Linked DNA regions of Homo sapiens: all the other regions are linked to region 2. The links are chromatin loops, found by intact Hi-C in ENCODE. Cell type or tissue: endothelial cell of umbilical vein. All regions are shown on one strand. Each heading gives the region's core, and the rest is flanking DNA. Links, peaks and the distances in the headings are about the cores only.

What was found. A loop is a pair of places that touch in the nucleus more often than their neighbours do. Peaks named below come from ENCODE experiments on the same cell type or tissue, not always from the same donor. Only the 100,000 strongest peaks of a DNase experiment are listed, where the experiment ranks them.
Region 1: it touches region 2 in a loop (3-fold over the local background); 25 of 110 quality-filtered maps call a loop at or near these places.
Region 3: it touches region 2 in a loop (11-fold over the local background); 4 of 110 quality-filtered maps call a loop at or near these places.

The regions. Positions count from the first base shown.
Region 1 is chr14:31,164,894-31,169,539 of GRCh38, reverse strand. It overlaps HECTD1 (HECT domain E3 ubiquitin protein ligase 1), which reads left to right. Exons shown (of 43, transcript NM_015382.4): 9 at 72-186; 10 at 1,068-1,242. Among named protein-coding and RNA genes, the nearest start is that of HECTD1, 41 kb to the left of the region's middle. RefSeq lists a silencer at 3,443-3,737. In endothelial cell of umbilical vein, for the core only: no CTCF peak of the experiment used is centred there; no DNase peak of the experiment used is centred there.
Region 2 is chr14:31,353,502-31,358,147 of GRCh38, reverse strand. The region is part of intron 16 of HEATR5A (HEAT repeat containing 5A); the gene reads left to right. Among named protein-coding and RNA genes, the nearest start is that of HEATR5A, 65 kb to the left of the region's middle. In endothelial cell of umbilical vein, for the core only: a CTCF peak has its summit at 1,969 (motif pointing right); a DNase peak (open chromatin) is centred at 1,987; H3K27ac peaks cover 1,191 bases.
Region 3 is chr14:31,268,212-31,272,857 of GRCh38, reverse strand. No RefSeq gene overlaps it. Among named protein-coding and RNA genes, the nearest start is that of HECTD1, 63 kb to the right of the region's middle. RefSeq lists enhancers at 2,536-2,585, 2,381-2,675. In endothelial cell of umbilical vein, for the core only: a CTCF peak has its summit at 2,493 (motif pointing left); no DNase peak of the experiment used is centred there; H3K27ac peaks cover 496 bases.

The DNA of each region.
Region 1 (4,646 bases), core at 229-4,228, 190 kb after region 2:
TTAGTTTACATAGTTGGATGTCAAAGAAATAAAGTATTGTTATATTCAAATTAAATGCTTTTCTTCTCTAGACTCTGTTACGGCATGGTGCAAATCCAGATCTGAGAGATGAAGATGGGAAAACTCCATTAGATAAAGCTCGAGAAAGGGGCCATAGTGAAGTGGTAGCTATTCTTCAGTCTCCAGGTGAGAGCTACATTCTTTCTTTTGAAGCCATCTACTGTTATTTTTCAGCTTTCACTTCCATAGCTTTCTGTAGACACATTAACCTTATATAAATGAACTATTCCTATGAAGTCAAATAATTATATATGTATATCCTTATATTTAATAAACCTGTTTAACAGCTTAATTTTCTATGTTCTTTGAGATTGTGACTGCCTGATTCCAGAATAACCAAAATCTAAAGTTCAAGGAATATGGGAATGTCAGATAAAGAATACTTTGGTATTGTTTAGATAGGTAGTTTGACCAAAAAAAATTTTTTTTTTTTTTTGAGGTGGAATCTTGCTCTGTCGCCCAGGCTGGAGTGCAATGGCGCTATCTCGGCTCACTGCAAGCTCCGCCTCCCGGGTTTACGTCATTCTTCTGCCTCAGCCTCCCTAGTAGCTGGGACTACAGGCACCCGCCACCGTGCCCAGCTAATTTTTTTTGTATTTTTAGTAGAGACGGGGTTTCACCGTGTTAGCCAGGATGGTCTCGATCTCCTGACCTCGTGATCCGCCCGTCTCGGCCTCCCAAAGTGCTGGGATTACAGGCGTGAGCCACTGCTCCCGGCTGACCAAAGTTTTAAGTTTTCAGAGGGTTGATGAATCCAGAAGCTCTGTGAAATAATTTTTGGAACGAAGTGGAGTATCCAAAATTATCTTCTTAATTTGTTATTGAGCACATTGAAGTTACTAGTGCTCTTTAGTATTCTTATAAGCATCATTGAAACAATGTTCTAATTTCAGTGTATTTGTTAATTAGAGATAATTATTATTTGAAGTTGGATATATCTTAAGGTTTTTTTCCTTGAAAGCAAAAGTTTCCAAAAAAGTATTTCTTTAAAAAATATTTGTCTGTAGGTGATTGGATGTGTCCAGTTAATAAAGGAGATGATAAGAAAAAGAAAGATACAAACAAAGATGAAGAAGAATGTAATGAGCCCAAAGGAGATCCGGAAATGGCACCCATATACTTGAAAAGGTTATTGCCAGTGTTTGCACAAACATTTCAGCAAACTATGCTGCCTTCAATAAGGTAGTTATTCATACTATTTGATGTGTTAGTCAAATTACACCAATTATATGGTTTTATTTATCTCCCTTTTCCAGAAGTATTTGAGGTTTATTTTAATGTTAAAAAGGTGTGGTAAGAATAAAATTTAGATGAGAAGTGGGAAAGCCCTATCTTTTCTTCTGACGATCTGAACGAAGAGAAGTTTTAGAAAAGATTACTAGATTCTTAACAAATTTTAGGTAGCTCTCTGAATATTAAATCTCTGTTTGATAAGTATTGCAACCACTTATTGAGCTTTTTAGAAGCCTGTTGGTAGGGACGGTATGAGATGGCCACTGGAGGAGTTATACAGATAAATGAGATTTGGCTCTTGCTTACTCTTCCCCTTGCGGGCTAGTAAGGATGTATGTGGGTAAAACATAGAGTGGTAAATGGTAGATTAGGCACATATTCAGGGTTCTCTGGGAATATAGATAATTTAACAACTAATTGGGCTGGGCAGATTGGAGACAGTTTTATGCAGAGGTGAGATTTAAATTGTGGTTTAAAGGATACTTAGGAGTTTTCTAGGCAGACAGATTTGGAAGCATGAGTGAAGAACAGTATGTGCAAATGCATGAAGGTATGAATCCATCCATCAGGAACTCCTTGTGGCTCTCCCTCTACAGTGTATCCATAGCTTGCTATTTCTTTTCATCTTTTGCTAGTCAGTACTCTGATCCAAACTACCAAAGGGTTTGACCACTGCAGTAGCCTCCTTAGTTAATCATTCTGCTTTTTCTCTCTTGCTCCTTTACAATGTTTGTACATATTAGGCTGAATTATATATGTAGATGTGTGCGTGTATATATATTTTTAATTAACTAATTTTTGAGACAGGGTATCGCTGTCACCTGGGCTGGAGTGCAGTGGCTGGATCACTGCAGCCTTGACTTCCTGGGCTCCAGTGATTCTCCCACCTTAGCCTCCCGAATAGCTGAGACTACAAGTATGCCACCATGACCAGATTGTACTTTTAGTGTAGATGGGGATGCACCACGTTGCCCAGGCTGGTCTCAAACTCCTGGGCTCAAGTGATCGCCCACCTCAGCCTCCCAAGTGCTGGGATTACAGACATGGGCCACTACACCTGACCATATTTATTTTTAGAGACAGGTCTTGCTCTGTCACCCAAGTTGGAGTGTAGTGGCACAATCATAGCTCACTGTAACCTTGAACTCCTGGGCTCCAGCGATCCCCCACCTCAGCCTCTCAAGTAGCTAGGACTACAGATGTATACCGCCTTGCCTGGCTAATTCTTAAATTTTTTGTAGAGACATGGTGTTGCTCTGTTGCCCAGGCTGGTCTTGAACTCTTAGCCTCAAGGGATTTTTCTGCTTTGGCCTCCCAAAGTGTTGGGATTGTAAGTGTGAGCTTCTGCATGCACCTGTCCTGAGAATTATATACATTTTTTTAAAAATTTTTTTTAGAGACAAAGTCTTGCTCTCTTGTCCAGGCTGGAGTGCAGTGGCACAATCACAGCTTACTGCATACTTGAACTCCTGGGCTCAAGGAATCCTCCCACCTCAGCCTGCTGAGTATCTAGGACTACAGGCATGCACTACCACACCAGCTAATGTTTTCATTTTTTTGTGGAGATGAGGTCTGGCCATCTTGCCCAGGCTGGTCTTTAACTCCAGGGCTCAAGCAATCCTCTGGCCTCAGCTTCCTGAAGTGCTGGAATTACAGGCATGAGCTACCGCACTTGGCTTGAGAATTATATCTTTAAATCGTAATTATATCACACGACTGCCTAGTTTGAACCCTTCATAGCTTCTAATTGGCTTTAACAAAAACTCAGCTCCTTAACCCTTAGGCTTGCAAGTTCTTACATAATCCCAACCCAGCTCTCCAACAGAGTACTACCTAACATTTGGCCCATTACACTTACGCTAGCCTTCTTTCTGTTGTGGAACCCTCCAAGTACATCCTTGCCTTAGGGCTTTTGTACTTGTTTGTCATCTGCTTGAAACTTTCTGTCCCTAGATCTTCTGAATGGGTGTTTGCTTCATACCATTCACCTCTCAGTTCAAATGTTACATCCATTGAAGTCTGTCTCCCTGATTTAAATTTACCCCGTTACACTTTTTATATCAATAATGTTTTACTGACTTTACAAAGCTTATGCTATCTTGGCTGGGTGCGGTGGCTCACGCCTGTTATCCCAGCACTTTGGGAGGCCGAGGCAGGTGGATCACTTGAGGCCAGGAGTTTGAGACCAGCCTGGCTAACGTGGCGAAACCCTGTCTCTATGAAAAATAAAAAAATTAGCTGGGTATGGTAGCACTTGGCTGTAGTCCCAGCTACTCGGGAGGGTGAGTCAGGAGAATTGCTTGAACCCATGAGGCGGAGGTTGCAGTGAGCCAAGATTGCGCCACTGCATTCCAGCCTAGGCAACAGAGCAAGACTCCATCTAAAAAAAAAAAGGTTTCACTCTCTGAAATACTGGTTTTTGGGGGGTTTTGTTTGTTTTATTGTCTTGTCTCTTTAAAGTAAGCACCACGAGAGCTGGTCTTATGTACTGCTATATTCCTACAAAGGCAAGGAGATACAGAATAGGGCCTGATCCTTAGGTCCTCAGTAGATATTTACTGAATGATTGAATGAGTGTGTTTTGTTAGCAGTTGCAAGTATTTCAATATTAATGGAGTACAGGATACATTTGGAAAGCTCCGAGAATAATGTTAAGAAAGTAGAGAGGAGCTTTTTATAACCTATGATGGCTTTTGTAGGCCATGTGAAAGAGCGTGGACTCTACCTCACATTTAAGAAGGATTATTAAAGACCTGTAAGGAAAATTTGACACATCTGGATTTCTGTTGATCAAGATCACTTTGACACCCTGGCAGAGAGAAGAACTGGAGGAAGGAGAGAATAGAAACAGACAAGTGTTGATTGAGATAGGAACTTCAGGGCAACTGGATTAGTGAGAACAAATTTAAGAGTTTGGCAGATGGGTTGTATAGGGATTGGTGACCAGTTAGATGGTGGATTGAAGGAAGAAAGGGTGAAAGATGACTGCAGGTTTTTGGCTGAGTAGGAATCTGATTTTGGTCGTTTTCAGTTCAGGAGGTCTGTAGAGCAGGCAGTTTTATAAGATTCAAGTACCTCAAATACCAGTATTATGAGCTGACATTAAAATACAAGCAGTCTGCTTTAAATAGGAGAGAACTGGCCGCAAAATAATTCACTGTGAACATTTAATAGCTTGGTTTTTAATTCTTCCCCAAATAGCTACAGAGGTGTAGGTGTTAGTGGGGTCACTTTTTTTTTTTTTTTTAATTACACAAGACTTGAATCATCTTAAATGAGCAAGTTCAGTTTTGAACAAGATAATTTGGTCTGAAAATTTTAGAGGACCATCTGTTATGCCAGTGCAAGAATCA
Region 2 (4,646 bases), core at 439-4,438:
CGTCCATGGCGTAGGGATAGGAGGAGGTTTTGGGATAAAACTATTCCACCTCAGATCATCAGGCATTGTGAGGGGTGCACAACCTAGATCCCTCACATGCACAGTTGACAATAGGGTTCACACTCCTGTGAGAATCTAATGCCACTGCTGATCTGACAAGAGTTTGGCTCAGATGATAATGCTCGCTTGCCCGCCACTCACCTCCTGCTGTGCGGCCCAATTCCTAACAGGCCGTGGACCAGTACCAGTCCGTGGCCCACTGGTTGGGGCCCCCCTGCTTTAGAACACACACACATACACACACAAAGATAATAGATATTTAATTAACTTGATTGTGGTAATCTATTTCACAATGTATATATGAGCAAAGCCTCGTTAAAAACATCATGTTGTATACCTCATACTATGTAGGGATTTCCATCTTATGCTATTGTATGTGAAAAATTAATAAATACAAGATGTCCTCCCCAAAAAATGGACTTTGGTTTTGAAAAACCAAAGGGTGATAATGATTTCTCATTGAGAATGATAGTTTCTTAATTAGTAACTGGACATATACATTTCTCAGGCATCAAAATCCACTATCCAGGAAATTCTTGTTACTATCTGAAAAACGAAATGGGAAGTGAATCTCTCTCATAGGCTATTGTGGCTAATAATAGTTTACAAATCACTGTCATCCGCACTGATTCATTCATTCATTTCCTCTCTCTCGACCAACAACCATGCATTTGACTAGATCATAGCTTTTATTATATCTTCTTATCCAGTTATATCTTCCAGAGGATACCAGTTAGACAATTTACCTTTATCTCTTTGGTGAAGACTTAGAAAAATATTTTAATTTCATCACCAACACCTCTCTGAAACAGGTCTTGGGATGATGTGCTTTCATTGCATAGAAAAGTGAATGAAATTTATATTGATTTTTACTAGCTTCAGTTTCAAAAGATAGTGTTTTTTCCAAATGTATTTGTAGCATTTCCTGTAATACTGTAACTATAAGGTTATGGTGATAAGAGAATATATGACTGAATTGTTAATGAATGAAGAGGAAAATTACAGTGGTTTGGAATATTCAAAGAAAGATTCATGGAGAGGATGAAATTTGAACTAGTCTGTAACTGCCTTTTTATAGAGCATATAATTACTTTAGAATAATTAATTTGGATTAATATACCAATAACTACTGTGGATGAAACAGGGCTGGCCTTTTAAGCAAAGGATTTAAATTAAGCCTGTTCTTAAATGGTTCCACTATCTTTGATGGGTCTAAGGTGGAAAAGCAAAAAAGAAAATATACTTTTTACAGCCTTTCCTCTTAAAAAAGTGATTTTACTATTCTAGAGAAGTTTTCTTTTCGGATTTATTGCCCAATTGCAGTTTCAGGAAGATCCTTTCTTACTAAGTTTAATGAATTTTTTAATGTGCTCATAGTTTTTGTATCCCCACCTAAGTTATAATAATAATAATGAATATTCAAGGAAGGGGAGATTTTGTTTGTTTTGATAAAAACATTGAGAACAGATAAAAGCAAACCCTATCATTCTGTTTGGATTCTAACAAATTTGGAACAAACAGGATTCTAACTATTTTGGAAAAAAAATAGTAGGTGACCAGGCACAGTAGTTTACACCTGTAACCAAGCACTTTGGGAGGCCAAGGCAGGCAAATTGCTTGAGCCCAACAGTTCAAGAGCAGCCTAGGCAACATGCAAAACTCCTTCTCTACAAAAATAAAAAAATTAGCTGTGCATGGTGGTGTGCAACTGTAGTCCCAGCTACTGAGGAGGCTGAGGTGGGAGGTTCGCTTGATACTGGGAGTTAGAGGTTGCAGTGAGCCAAGATCTCGCCACTGCACTCCAGCCTTAGCAACAGAGCAAGACACTGTCTCAAAAATATATTTATAAAGAAGTGGCCTGGCAAGATCCCAGATACAGAAAGTGGGTTATAAGCAGTTATCCACAGTCTCCAGTAGGTGTCGTTACAGAACCAGAAGATAGAAACTACATGAATAGGGAAGTTAAGTTTCTAATTTCCTGTTATGCCAGATATGATATTTATGTAAAATATCAGGCTGTTTGCTTTTTGGCCTTACATTTGAGTTCTAGAGAAGAAAGGTCTTAATTAAAGTATCTAAATTTAAACAGCAACCGAATATTTCAAGCCATTTTGTTGTTATTGTGGTTAGCCTTATGTTTAAACAGTTGTGTAACATGTGGTTGTCCTAAGGTTGGAAATAATACTTACGTAATATAAATTAATGCACAATTTATTAATGCATATGTAATTGTCTTTTAAATTAGTTGATTCTCTCTATTCTGACTGTAGGGTTCTAACGTAAAAATGTTTACCGGTTGGAAAGTCAAGATATTTTATACAGAAAAGAAATAATATTGATCTCAATCATGTATTGTTTGTGGTTACTTTTTTTTTCTTTGAGACAGCCCAGGCTGGAGTGCGGTGGCTCACTGCAACATCCGCCTCCTGGGTTTCAAGTGATTCTCCTGCCTCAGCCTCCCAAGTAGCTGGGATTACAGGCATGCACCCCCATGCCTGGCTAATTTTTGCATCTTTTAGTGGAGATGGGGTTTCATAATGTTGGCCAAGCTGGTCTCAATCTCCTGACCTCAGGTGATCCGCCCTCCTCGGCCTCCCAAAGTGCTGAGATTATAGGCATGAGCCACTATGCCCAGCCTGTGTGTGGTTACTTTATTTTTTGTTTTGTTTTGTTTTGAGACAGAGTTTTGCTCTGTCAACCAGGCTGGAGTGCAGTGGCACCATCTCGGCTCACTGCAACCTCCGCCTCCCAGGTTCAAGTGATTCTCCTGCCTCGGCCTCCCGAGTAGCTGGGACTACAGCACACGCCACCATGCCTGGCTAATTTTTATATTTTTAGTAGAGATGGGCTTTCGCCATGTTGGCCAGGCTGTTCTTGAACTCCTGACCTCAGGTGATCTGCCCCCGTCAGCCTCCCAAAGTCCTGGGATTACAGGTGTAAGCTACTGCTCCTGGCCTGCGTTTGTGGTTGCTTTTAAATAGATTTTCATCTAATTGCAAAGAATGAGTTGATTAATTCACCTGAGGATTGTTCCACCCCTGACTTGCACATTGGAATTATCCAGGCAAATTTTTAAGATACTGAAGATCCTGATTAGTATGGTATGCATACTATGGTGGTGGGCACTGAAAGTTTTTAAACTCCTTAGGTGATTGTGATAAATGGACTGCTTCAACAAATGATGTCACTTGGGAATGGATGGACAGAGAGGAAAAGCTTAAACAGTTATAATTCTCAGTAGTAAAAAATTTTGCCATTATATACCCTCTAAAAAGTATTATTTTGTTTTTGTTTGTGGTTACTGTTTTGTGTATACTGTGTGTACCCCCTGTCTAAAGGGTTTATAATGTAAAATGTATAATGTAAAATAAATCAACATTTTCAAATGTTACATCTTCACCCTTTATTCAGTTAACTGCACTTTTATTCCATCTAGACTCAAAACTTTTAGTACCTATCATTTCATTCCAAACTGATAATTATATGTTATAATTGATACTACTTATGAGTACTAATTCAGTATTACTAAAAATAACTCATCTCCATCTTCCTGAAGATCAGAATCTTTTGTTGAGATCTCTATAGGAATTGGTGTCATATATCTTGAATCCTTGATTAGTTAATAGTGTATTCAATCTCTTTCAGGATTGGGGGGCAGAAGATGAAGAAAAAGATTTTGAGCTCTGACAATCCTGTTTTGTAGTCTTTGGTCCATGAATGTGGTCAAGAAATAATTGTATAGGTCAACTTATAGTACAGTGCAACAAATTCTTAATCTCTAACCTTACGTATTTTTATAACTTCCAGTGCGATACAATTTCATGATAACAGATGTAGGATATGATCTAATAATGACGTTATAGGTTTTTAAACTTGGGAGCTTGATCATACAGTTATTCTTAATTCCCCATTGTTGTCACATTTACCCTCCGTAATCTTCCTGTAGGTTGCTTTGGACATAAATATGTTCTTAAAAAAAAAAAAATGCCGGCCAGGCGCAGTGGCTCACTCCTGTAATCCCAGCACTTTGGGAAGCCGAGGCGGGCGGATCACGAGGCCAAGAGATCAAGACCATCCTGGTTAACACGGTGAAACCCCGTCTCTACTAAAAATAAAAAAAAATTAGCCAGGTGTAGTGTGGGCGCCTGTAGTCCCAGCTACTCAGGAGGCTGAGACACAAGAATGGCATGAACCTGGGAGGCAGAGCTTGCAGTGAGTTGAGATCACGCCACTGCACTCCAGCCTGGGCGACAGAGCGAGACTCCATCTCAAAAAAAAACAAAAAATGCCTTAAATATGGACTTAAACAATGGGCAGAAAACTTTTCTTGTTTGTTTTTGTGATTTTTTTTTGAGGCAGCGTCTCATTCTGTCATCCAGGCTGGAATGCAGTGGTGCTATTTTGCCTCACTGCAGCTTCAGTCTCCCAAGCTCAAGCAATCGTCCTGCCTCAGCTTCCTAAGTAGCTGGGTCTACAGTCAGGCACCAATACACTGGCTAATTTTTTTTCTTTTTAGTGGAGATAAGGTCTCACTATGTTGCCTAGGCTGGTCTCGAACTCATGGGCTCAAGCGATCCTCCTGCCTC
Region 3 (4,646 bases), core at 229-4,228, 85 kb after region 2:
AAAACAGAGCTTTAGACCTAAGAAGAATCTGCCCAGGACTCTTGAAACACCACAAGGAAAACAGAACACCCCAAAAGGGATGAGTGATGACTTTGTTCTGAATTCTTTAAAGGGGTTCAAGTTATTAGAAGCCTTCTCTAGATTTTCTGATACTACAGGTGGCAAAGAGGGAAGGAGGTACAGGGCGGAAGAAAAGTAAATGAAAGAACATTTCATTTTTTAAGGAGGAAGCAAACACAGAAACCAAACACATGGGTTGTTTTTTTTTCCTCTTTTGTAGCTGCAAGGAATTTTAGCCAAATTAGAGAGGCTTTGGAAGTCCCTCTTGGATTTGAGGAAGTCAGGTAGACTTGGTCACTGAGTGCTCTAATGGTAAGGAGAAATTAAGACCAGCTGGTTGTTAAACTTTAGCCAAGACAATTCAGCTACTTACCTAGGGATGAGTCTCAGGCTGAAGACTGCTCTCTACCATCCTTGAAGCAGGAAACACTTGAACTCGTCTTCCCTGCTGGGAGCGAGCTCAAACTCCATAAAGGAGCCTGCCTTCCAACATCAGCAAGAAATCTTGCATTCCTTGTTGGAAGCAAGTAAAACAAAAAAAAAAAAAAAAAAAAGGTGTTGGGGGGAGTTGTACAGCAAAATAAACTTTAGATCTCAACCAAATTTTGGGAGATCAGGGGTCCTCTGGAGGGTGTGCTCCCAAACCTCAGCAATTTGTCCTGTTGGTTTAAGCCATAAGGTTAGGTCATGCTGGTACCAAGCACCGATAGGAACTTCGTCAAAGATCAGGTGCACCTCCACTCAGAATCCCTTCGTGGTTACCAAAATGTGAACCCGGCATATGTGAGACCGGCCTCAGTTAATTTAGATAGTTTATTTTGCCAAGGTTGAGGGCACACACCCATGACACAGCCTCAGGAGGTCCGGACGACATGTGCCCAAGGTGGTCAGAGCACAGTTTAGTTTTATCATTTTAGGGAGACATGAGACATCAATCAGCATATGTAAGATGAACATTGGTTCAGCCTGGAAAAGAGGACAACTCAAAGCAAAGGCGGGGCCACTCGAAGCAGGGAGGGGGCTTCTAGGTCATAGGTAGATAAGAGAAAAACGGTTGCATTCTTTTGAGTTTCTGATTGGCCTCTCCAAAGAGGCAAGCAGATATGCATTTATCTCAGTGAGCAGGTGATTTTGAATAGAATGGGAGGCAGGTTTGCCCTAAGCAGTTCCCAGCTTGACTTTACCCTTTAACTTAGTGATTTTGAGGCCCCAAGATTTATTTTCCTTTCATAGCTATGATAAAAAAAATACAGACAATACAAAGAATTGGGGAGGATGTAGAAAAATTACAACCTCTGTACATTGCTGATTTTTTTTTAATTAACAGAGAAAATTTTATGTATTGTGTAGAACACAATGTTTTGAAGTATATATACATTGTGGAATAGTTAAATCTAGCTAATTAACAAATGTGTTACCTCACATAATTATCACTTTTGTGGTGAGAACACTTATCATCCTCTCCATTTACCTTTTTTCTTTTTTCAGACAAGGTCTTGCTCTGTTACCCAGGCTGTAGTGCACTGGTATGATCATAGCTCACTGCAGCCTCAAACTCCCTGGGCTGAAGCAATCCTTCCACCTCAGCCTCCTGAGTAGCAGGGACAACAGGTGTGCACCATGACATCTGAACACTCTATTTGCATTTTTTTAGTACACTATATTGTCATTAACTGTAGTCTCCATGCTGTATAATAGGTCTCTAAATGGTAAGAAATTAAACATAATTATGATATGATCCAGCAATTCCACTCCTAGGTATGAAAAAATTGAAATGTTCACACACAAACTTGTACATGAACATTTATAGCAGCATTATTTATAATAGCCAAAAAGTGGAAACAACACAAGTGTCCATCAACTGATGAGTGTATTAACAAAATGTGTTATATCCAAACAGTGGAATATTACTCAGCCATAAAAATGAATGAAGCATTGATACATGCTACTAATGCAGGATTTTTCTTGGCCCCTTTGCCAGGTTTGAAGCAGCAGACATCCCATCTGCTTGGCCCACCGGGCCATGTCTGGCTTGCACTCCAGCCCATGGCTCCTGCTGCTGCTGCTGTGACTACATGCTCAGCCCCTGGCAGGAGAGGATGTGTGTGTGAGTGAGTATGGGATCTGACCAGCCATTCCAAACTTCAGCACAGGAGTGGGCTCCATGCAGTGCTTGCAGCTGGACGAGGTGTGTCCTGCCACATCCCAAGGGGATGCAGTGGTGCCCAGGCAAGGGTGCCTACAACCCTGAAGCCCCAGAAGCAGTGTTACAACGTGCTAATTAGCTCATTTAGTCCCACCATCTGCAGCCTGATGGACAGCAGTGTGTTAACAGCTTGGACAGGCCCTTGCCCAGCTCTGGCCCTTGGCTCCAGGGCTGGCTTGGCCCTACCATTGCTTCCTGTGACATTGGGAGGCTGCCCTCTGCTGGTGGAGGGAAGAGGGCCACAATGTTTACAGCCTTCTGAGTACCTGTGCTTGGTGGGTCCTGAATTCTTGTCCCACATCCAAGAAGAATGAGGTCATGCTGACAATTGAAGGGTGATGAGGGCGGAGAATTTTATTGAGCGACAAAACAGCTCTCAGCAGAGAGGGGACAGGAAGGTTGGGTCATCTCCCCAGTGTGGCTGAATCTGGGGGTTTTCATAGGCACAGGATGGGGAAGGGGAGGGCCATAGGTAGTATTGGAAAAGGTAACATTTGATTGGTTTAAAAGCATTATTCAGAAAGAACCAATCAGGAAAGGGTGGGCAAACAGGAACAGAAGTTCTCACTCAGGGTCGCAGGTTTCATCTGTAACCAGGAGTCCAATCTTTCAGCCTTCAGACTATGTTGGGCTTGAAGGTGGGGTTTCACCAAGGACCCGCCCCTAACTGCCTAGGCATTTGTCTGCCTCCTGCTGCTATCACTACAGTGTAGATGAACTTTGAAAACAGAAGAAGCCAAACAGAAAAGCCTTCTTATTATGATTCTATTTACATGAAATGTCTATTTATAGGAAATGCCTGTGAATAGGCAAATCCATACAGACAGGAAGTAGATTTGTGGTTGCTAGGGGTTGGAAAAGGGGGGCATGGGAGGTGATTGCTAATGGATATGGGGAGTCAGACATAAATAGTTAAGATGAAATCATACTGGAGTAGAGTGGGCCCTTAATCGAATCTGACTCGAGTTCTTATAAAAAGAGGAGCCCCCAATGTGAAGATACAGAAACACAACACAGAGAGAAGACAGCTGTGTGAAGAAGAAGCAGAGATTGCAGTTATGTTGCCATAAGCAGAGGAATGTCTGGGGCTAGCAGAAGCTGGAAGAAGCAAGGAAACATCCTCCCTTAGAGGTTTGGGGAGGAGCATGGTCTTGCCAACACCTTGATTTTGGACTTTTAGCTTTCAGCACTGTGAGGGAATAAATTTCTGTTGCCTAAAGCAAGTTAGTTTGTGGTACTTAGTTATGGCAGCTGTGGGAAACTCATGGAGATTTATATCTCAATTTTATTTTATTTTTTTTTAGAGACAGTCTCTCTCTGTCATCCAGGCTGGAGTGCAGTAGTGCTATCTTGGCTCACTGCAACCTCTGCCTCCCGGGTTCAAGTGATTCTCCTGCCTCAGCCAACTGAGTAGTTGGGATTACAAGCATGTGCCACTATGCCCAGCTAATTTTTGTAGAGACGGGGTCTCACCATGTTGGCAGGCTGGTCTCGAACTCCCTACCTTAAGTGATCCATCTACCCTGGCCTTCCAAAGTGCTGGGATTGCAGGCATAAGCCACCACACCTGGCTTATGTCTAAAGTTTTGAAAAAGGAACCAGTTGAAAAGAAGTTAGGAGAGCAGGCTATACTTGGCACATAGTTGTCACTCAAAAAATGTGAACATGGTACACTTTGATGGAAGGAAAGGTACTGGAAACGGTGGCTTGCTTAGGTAGATCAATTTTACTATTAGATTATAAATCTTTATTGCTAAAAAATCAGTCCTATCAACAGACTGACATCCTATCTTTTTAGTCATCTTACTTAGTAATGCTATTCCAAATCCCAAAACACAAGAGATTTTGTGTTACTTTTTGTCTCTGCCTATTGATCATGGTATGGCGATGCATTCCACTGTGTGATCTTAGGAAAGCCACCTTCTTATCTGGGGTTTAAATTTCCTCACCTACAAAATGTTCTTCCTACTTCATATTTGAATAATGAGGATTAAATGAAATAGTGTATTTGAAAACACTTGGAATTCCAACTACAGAGACTCACTCTTCCAATACTACGGATTGTGGTTATCTATCTAAATTAAGCTTGACAAAGAAGTCTTAATTAAAATGACCTTAAGGCGCTGTTTACCAAACATTCCTGATTGTAAGAACCATCTGGAGATACTTATTATAAATTCCAGACCCTTAGGGCTCACTCCAGAACTACTAAATTGGAATCTTCAGAGAAGAGGCATGAAACTCTTATTGTTAACAAGGGCCCAATGTGACTCTTATGATCTCAAAAATAGAGAGCTCTTCCCCGTCAATAGCTGTTCAAATGTAGTGTGGGAGAAACATCTGAAAAGCTTGTCAAAAAAGAGAAGTGGCAGGAAATTAA